Linked DNA regions of Mus musculus: all the other regions are linked to region 1. A link is a loop called in an ENCODE intact Hi-C map of the cell type or tissue named here. Cell type or tissue: heart. All regions are shown on one strand. Region 1 overlaps Lhpp (phospholysine phosphohistidine inorganic pyrophosphate phosphatase). Region 2 overlaps Fam53b (family with sequence similarity 53, member B). Region 3 overlaps Fam53b (family with sequence similarity 53, member B).

Region 1 (2,500 bases):
CTCTTGGCTTGTAGCATGCCAAGAAACCGTGTGGGTGGGGAGTTTCAGGTTTACAGTACCTTTTGGCTACACTGGAGGGTTTTGCCTGTCTGCCCACTTGTTCTACATCTGCCTACAGAAGTGAGAGCCATCTTCCCTTGCCATCCTTCAGTGGGAGTCTATAAAAGAGTGAAGACCCTTGGGCCAGTGAGATGGCTCATTTACTAGAGGGGCTTGCTGCCAAGCCTGCCAACCTGAATTATAAATTCCTGGGATCTTCATGGTAGAAAGAGAGAAGCATTTTTGTTTTTAAAATCTGTCCTCTGACCTCCACACACACCCTTGGCATGGGTTCTATGACATATGTATCATCCAATAAATTAAAAAAAAGTTTCAGGTATTTTTTAAATTAAAATATAATTACATCATTTTCTTCCTCCCCTTTCCTTCTTCCACCCCTGCTCTTCTCACCTCCCAATCTCTCAAATTCATGACCCCCCTTTTTTTAAAGAGAGAAAGAAAGAAAGAAAGGAAGGAAGGAAGAAAGAAAGAAAGAAAGAAAGAAAGAAAGAAAGAAAGAAAATGTTTGTAAAAAGAATATAGGCATCTATGCACAAGCTGTAATCTCCCAAATACAACCACCAGTGTGTCTCTGCTGCAAGATTTATTTATTTATTTATTTATTTATTTATTTATTTATTTATTTACTTACTTACCTACTTACTTATTTGGGTTTCTCTGTGTATCCCTGGCTGTCCTGGAACTCACTCTGTAGACCAGGCTGGCCTTGAACTCAGAAATCTGCCTGCCTCTGCCTCCCAAGTGCTGGGATTAAAGGCGTTGCAGGCTCTGCTGCAGGTTTTATTTAGGGTTATGGTTTAGTTCCCAGCACTATTTTAAAGTCTGTATCTAGATATCCAGGCTATCACTCAGATCTTGTGTCCTTTGGGGTCTGGTTGCCAGGTTTGATGATGGGCACCTCTAATCCCAGTGCTGAAGAGGCAGTGGGCTACATGGCAACCCCAACAGTAACAAGGAAGCAAGAAGGGAGGGGTGGGGCGAGAACTTGCTGGCACATCCAGGTAGAAGCATCCCATTCATTGTCTCAGGACAGTGACCTTGCTGAAGGTCAGGCGGCAGCTAAGGAGGATGGCTGACAGAGCCAGGACCAAGGCTGCTGACTTCCAGCTGCAGCCGACATGATCTGGTTACAAGAGTGAAGGAGAGAAACCTTTCTGCCTTCAGGAGCCAAGAAAACCAAGGCAACAAAGGCGAGGGCGACCTCTGCTGTCCTCGGAGGGCCTCGGTTACCAGGCTCGGAGGCCCATCCTGTCCCTGGGTGGCCTGGAACTCCAGCCTTGGCAGCTGTGCAGTGTTTGTTATGGGCAGTTACCATGCCACCCTCTGGTATCTCAGCGAGAGAGGCCCAGGGACAGGTGTGGCTGAGCACAGAGATTCCCAGTCTGCCCTAGCCCCCAGACGCACCTTCTCCTCTTACCCCAAGGGGACAGAGCCTCGAGATGACTATGGTATTGAATAGTCTCTAGTTCTTGGCACCTTCTCTCTGCCAGCAGTCTGCTTAGAATGGCTGGGTCCCAGAAGGAACTTATACTCAGTAGGGGTTATCCTTGCCTCCCAGAGACACAAGCCACTTTCCTGTCCGCCAGAGGCCATTAAGCTAGAGAGCAGGAAGGTCATTCCTGCTTCTGTTTGTCCTTGGTGATCTAAGCAGCGTGTGGATGACGGTTGTAGGCCTGAGGGTATTGGGAGCGGCTTGGTAGTACTGTTCATTTTCCTGTGTCCTCGGAGTCATGGTTCATTCACAGCTTGGAACATCCACCATGGAAACGTTTATACCGTGAAAACCAGCTAGTGTGTCAGAGCAGGGGCCCCATCTACAGGAACAATTCACGCCTGCCTAGTCAGGTCTTCTGTGCAGGGTTGATAGGACAACGCCTGCAGAACTCAGGTGTTTGAGGTGGGCAGTTAGCTCTTCTCTCGTATGAAGGAGGCAGAGTCTGGTGAGCAGCTATCAAGAGGTCTGCTTAGAGTTCACTGTAACCATACTGACTCTTTCCACTGTATTTCCCCATACGGGTCGAGAGCAGGGTCCTGCTCCATTTCTTTACTGTAGGCACAGGCCTAGAAAAATGTACCCCAGTAGGCATCCAGAGCCTGCATCCATCCAGCTCTCCTTCAGATGGTGCCAGCCAGATGCTGGAACCCCCAGCCCCAGGCAGAGCTCTCTGTCGTCCTTGTGTCCCAGGCCCCTGCCAAGAGCAGTGTGGGTGAGGATGAGGGCATTTCTCTGGGACTCTGGAAACACAGAGCTGGGGTTTGTGCCTTGGTGCCCCCGGAAGGTGTGGTCCCTTGTAGCTCCGCTTCTGTCCACCCCTGCCTCTTGCCCCATCCTCTGATGTTGTGATTGTATTTGAATTGATTGTCCCTAAAGAGGACTTCAAGATCCCAGGGGACTTAGTCCTTCCTTGACTGCTCTGTAGCCACAGGCCCGGGTTTACCC
Region 2 (2,500 bases), 92 kb after region 1:
AAAGATAGAGGAGTTTTACAGCCCTGGAGATCTCAGTGCTGTGTTTTTGATATTCTTTTAAAGTGGTATACAGTCATAACACAATGAGGTCTCTAGATAAGTAGTTACATACAGACTCAAGAGATCTGATTCTTGCAGCCTTCAAAACCCCAGGAAGCAAAGCCACCAGCCAGCCCTGTGGCTGACTCACTCCTGGATTTCGTACCTGTCTACTTGTGCTGACAGTGAGGTGCAGTTATGTATTGGCTCCCCCACCCCAAGGCTGTGGTGTGCTAACTTGGCCCCAGGGCTGCAAAGACCGTCTGTTTTGGGCAGAAGCTCACCAGCCCTTTAAGTGTGAGACTAAAGGCAGCTTTGCTAAACTGATCTGTTGACAAGAACATCAATGGGCAAGCTAGGCAATAACTTGAGCCTTCCCCCAAGGTCTTACCTGGTTAGTTGGTTATTTGATTTAAAAAAAAAAAAAAAAAACCAGAGCGCTCAGGCTGACTTGAAACTCACTATGAAACCCAGCCTGGATTTGAACTTGCTGTAATCCTCCTCTCTGAGCCTCTCAGATGATGGGATTACAGTCATCACATTTGGCTCTCTCATCTGCTTTTAATGAAGTGTAGATAGAAGCTGTCACCAGAATGGAAACTTACTAGAAGCTGAGTCAGGAAAACAGGCTCCTAGGCTTCTCCACTTTAGCCTTTGGCCCTGCCATGTCTTAAGGACAGTCATACAAAACACCAAGTTCATTTCACACAGACAAGAGGGTTAGGAGGGCTGACGGTAGATACTCCACTCAGTCTGATCTGCAAAAACAGGAAGGCTGACCTGCTAGGCTCTAAAAGAAGGGACAAAGATAAGGGTGTAATGGCTACCAGGGCCTTTGCCTCATTAGTAGGGCGGGGACTGCAAATAGCAGCTTGCAGCTTTCACTGCTTTTGGCAAGCCTATAGTCTTGAAAAAAAAAAAAAAAAAGAGGGCAGGGGCTGGTGGGACCACTAAGATTTTAAAACTGCACTGCCCTGAACATTGAAGGCACAGGCCTCTGTTTCTTCATTTGTACAAGGTGCTGTGTCAACCTTGACAAGAGCCTTCAGCTCTACCCCCAAGATCCCAGGAGTACGTACAAATGTCAGGGAAACTAGTATTCTCCATAGCAGCAAAGTTCCAAAGGGCTGGAAAGGCCAGTTTGGCTATTTTTTGATCCCCTCATGTTTGGGGCACATGGAGAGCACATGAGACAGACAGATCTCTAAACTACACACACACACACACCAAGGTTAGCTGCGTTTGTATTAGATAAGGGGACTGAAAGCGAGGACAGCCCTTTAGAAAGCTGTCAATAGATGTGTTACCTCCACACTGGGGGCCCTGTTGAAGCTGAGAGAACATGAGCATGCTCTCTAAGCAACTGTTTACATCCTGGGCCGTCACAGCATCCCTGCCCACTGGTGAAACTGGGCTTCAGAGCAGTGCCATGTGTCCTCGGGGCACACCCAGTTGGCAAACAGCAGACATGAGCATGCTCTGCGGCCCTACAGCCATACTCTTGCGACTAGGACAGGATGTTCCCGACTTGCTCACTGCCTATCCTTCTCCACTGAGAGGCCGACACCCAAAGATAGTGCAGTAGCCATCTCCTGGCCTACAGCACCATGGCAGCCCGCTCCCGCTCCCTCACCTTTGTGAGAGGGCAGCCCAGGAGGCTCACAGACAGCTGTCCTGGGCCAACTCCACTCCTTCCATTCTGTACTTCACTCCACACACACTGTCTGGAACCAATAAAAGGGACATGAACTGAAAAGCATCCTGTGTGGATTTCAAAAATCGCATACATATGTAACCACAACAAGGATCAATTCAAACTGTAAAGAGTTTTTTTTTTTTTTTAAGCAGACACATGTACTTGTATGTGGATGTATTTTTCACTGGAAACAAATCACATACTAGCCTGTATTAGTCCATAAGCAATTTCTTCTAGGAGGTCCTGGCTCAGGGATCACAATCACACATAAACCCCCGGCTGTGTAATGCCGGGATTGCTGGTGGTGGTTTTAATGTTGTTTTGGTCATCTGACCACAATGGAAACTGTCTAGCCCCGAATGCCAGCTTCTCCACACAGGTACAAGCACAGGCCATTTTCAGTGATCAACTGAGGTTGAGTTAAGAACCCAAAGCCTGCTGAATCTCAACGTGAAATCTCTTAGCCCTGTGCAGCTCAACACAGCCAACTGTTTTCCTGAGGAACTCCATTCAGAGAGTGCCCCGGGGAACAACCCTTTTATGTACAGAGTAGACGTTAACAGCCGAGTAATTAAACACTGAAAGTGGGGCTTATAATTAAAATGCTGACAAACCTGAAGCCGAGCGCACAAGTCAGCCGCTCTAATGTTTTTACAATTCCTTTTTATACATAATGTATGATCCTTCTGCTCAAGTTTCCTCTATGTTCCTTGTCTGTGAAATAATTTACATTAATAAATAATTTATTACCATAACTCCTGAAGT
Region 3 (2,500 bases), 61 kb after region 1:
CCAAGGGACAGAAACCTCTGCAGCAAGCCTGTGTTTTCAGGGCTGAGTGGGCACCACGCAGGTGCCTCTCCTTTGCCACTGCCTGGCTCAGAAGGATCTGCTTTCCCGTAACAGGGAGCGGGGAGGCCCTCAATGGCCACTGCCTCCAAAGGTCTTTCACTCAGCAGTGGTTCTCAATCTAGGCAATACTGCTTCCAAATCAGCATTACCTGTCACAGACCCCCATCTGTGACACTTCTAAGCATCTAGGCGGTCAGAACAGAAAAGCTCTGAGCACAGGCCCCAATGCCATTAGCATGAAAGCTGGGGTCACTCTACTCTATCGCCCATCAGGCTGGGAAGGGCAAGTATCTTTTTTGTTGGTATTCAAGTGCCTTACAGAATGCTTTCTTTATGGTACCAAAGCTATATCTGCTCTGGCTCCACCCTGCACTCATCCGTCTTCCTCAGGTGTCTCCTCCGACGCCTGGAGGAAGAGGGGAAGAGAAGCTGACAATCCTAAGGCATGCGAGCCAGTGGAGCTGCTTTCTGAGAGCCACCCGTCCCTGAGCGGGCTCTGCATGGTTGTGCCAGCATCTTGTGTCTCCATGTTGTTCTGAGCTTCCAGCCCTGGGCTGTGAGGCCAGTGGCTAAAGACATTACAAGGTATACAATGACATAATCGCTGAGCATGGTGGCCCTGTGTCCAGCATGGACGTCAAAGCTGCTCTCTGCTGCTCCTTCCCATCTCTGCCTTCTCTCTCTGAATGTTAAGCCTGTGGCTGTGGCATGATTGGCTGGATTACTTGAGGTTAGACACCCAAATGCCATTCTCTCTGGGTCTAAAGTGAGGCTCCATTCACAAGATCCCAGTGCTCAGGCACCCTTGGAATCAGCCCTGGGGTCATGAATGACAGAGGGCCATCACCAAGCACAGAGCCCATTTTGGCTGACCCAGCACCTGACACTGGGGGCCCAGATCAGGACTACGTCACTGCTTTAGGAATTAGTCAGGGCAAAGGATGTTGACCAGCACAACTGGAAGCTCCACACTTAATGGCCAGGCCAGGATGAAGGAAGGACAGGACTCTCTGCTGAGAGGCTCTGTGTGGGTGGCAGACCTACTTCCACAGGGTACAATTTGGTCCTCCTAACAACCAAGAGAAACGAAGTCACAATGTGAATGTGGTGCTGAGGCTCTGAGGGAAGAATCTATCCCCAGTACCATAGTGAGGAAGGAAGTAGCAGAGAAGGCCAAGGTCACCACAGGGGTCCTGTTCATCTTAAGGTCATCCCAGCATCTACCTAGAAGGATGAGAAAGAGAGAGCTGCCTAAAATAAGCAGATAACATCACCAGGTGTCACTAGAGAGACACTCAGTAGGAGCTTTGCTGGCAGCACCACATAGGGCCAATCCTAGAGCCAGCCTAGAACATCAAGACAGCACGCCCAGCTAGCAGCCAGCAGGGGGCCCAGAGGAGAGACAAAAAGGGGAGAGGAAGTGGGTGCGGGTGAGGAAAGCATCGACAGGAAATGCCCTTGGAACACGCCCTATGGCAGCAGCAGGCTGAGGCCTGGCCACCCCCACCCCCACCCCCACCCCACAGTTCTCTAGTCTCAGGTCTCCCCGGGATGCTGAAAACCTGTTTGCCTCTGCAGGACAAAATGGCACACCCCCTCCACCTAAGAGCCCCCTTTCGAGTCGCACTGGGACACCTCAGCTTGCTGAGGAAACAAAGACACGGTCTCAGAAGCTCTAGGAACATCTGTCTGAAACTCTTGAACAGGGGAACACAGCAGGGGCATAGCCAAAGGCAAGCCTCTAAGATGGATAAAGGCAGATGGGCAGTAGCTGTCTCCACACTCAAGTCCCCAGCACCCATGAGCCTGGGACTTCCATGGAGGACAAAGGCGGGGGGTGGGGGGTGGGGGGCGGAGGTAGGGAAAGTCAGATTCGACCTGCTGTGTCTTGGCCTGGATCTGCCATACAGCCATCTCCTTTCCCTCAGAGCTGGTCTCCCTTATTGACAGAAACAATGGCCTCTGCTCAGTCATCCTGGTAGGACTATAGGGAGAACTGGGAAGGAGGGGTCTGCTGAAAGGACACTAGGAGAGCCTGAGGCTGCACTCTCGCAGTGGCCACAAGCCTGAGAGATCTCTGCTTTGCTTTGTTGACTGGCACTCAGGTTCAGAGAGGTTTGGGACCGTGTCAAAGGCCCTAAGACTCAATCGAGAACTAGGCCCAGCTCACTTGCTCTGTGTGCTAGGGCTCCTCAGCCACTTACAGCCTGGGTGGGATTAGCAAGTGTGGGAAGTTGCCGGCCTGGGAAGAGAAAGCACCGCCCGGGCCTGAGGAATGTGCCTAGTCACTGGAAGCCAGGGGAAAGCCGTGACAAGTCACTCAGGCAGAGGAGACAGGATGGAACCAGGGGGAGAGATGAGTATGAGAGTGTGTTCTCGATTTGCAGAGTGGCAGAGAACCAGCTGGGAGAGCGCCAGGAAGAAGGCAGGCCTGGTTGCT

The links. Peaks named below come from ENCODE experiments on the same cell type or tissue, not always from the same donor. Only the 100,000 strongest peaks of a DNase experiment are listed, where the experiment ranks them.
Region 2: it touches region 1 in a loop (1.9-fold over the local background); 2 of 42 quality-filtered maps call a loop at or near these places.
Region 3: a loop joins it to region 1, with 2.1 times the contacts of the local background. A loop is called at or near these places in 3 of 42 quality-filtered maps.

What each region holds. Positions count from the first base shown.
Region 1 is chr7:132,672,872-132,675,371 of GRCm38, forward strand. The region is part of intron 6 of Lhpp (phospholysine phosphohistidine inorganic pyrophosphate phosphatase); the gene reads left to right. Among named protein-coding and RNA genes, the nearest start is that of Lhpp, 63 kb to the left of the region's middle. In heart, a CTCF peak has its summit at 1,273 (motif pointing left); a DNase peak (open chromatin) is centred at 1,350; H3K27ac peaks cover 1,678 bases.
Region 2 is chr7:132,765,156-132,767,655 of GRCm38, forward strand. All of the region lies in intron 3 of Fam53b (family with sequence similarity 53, member B), which reads right to left. Among named protein-coding and RNA genes, the nearest start is that of Fam53b, 47 kb to the right of the region's middle. In heart, no CTCF peak of the experiment used is centred here; a DNase peak (open chromatin) is centred at 1,486; H3K27ac peaks cover 720 bases.
Region 3 is chr7:132,733,910-132,736,409 of GRCm38, forward strand. All of the region lies in intron 4 of Fam53b (family with sequence similarity 53, member B), which reads right to left. Among named protein-coding and RNA genes, the nearest start is that of Fam53b, 79 kb to the right of the region's middle. In heart, a CTCF peak has its summit at 1,427 (motif pointing right); DNase peaks (open chromatin) are centred at 542, 1,472 and 2,352; H3K27ac peaks cover 2,147 bases.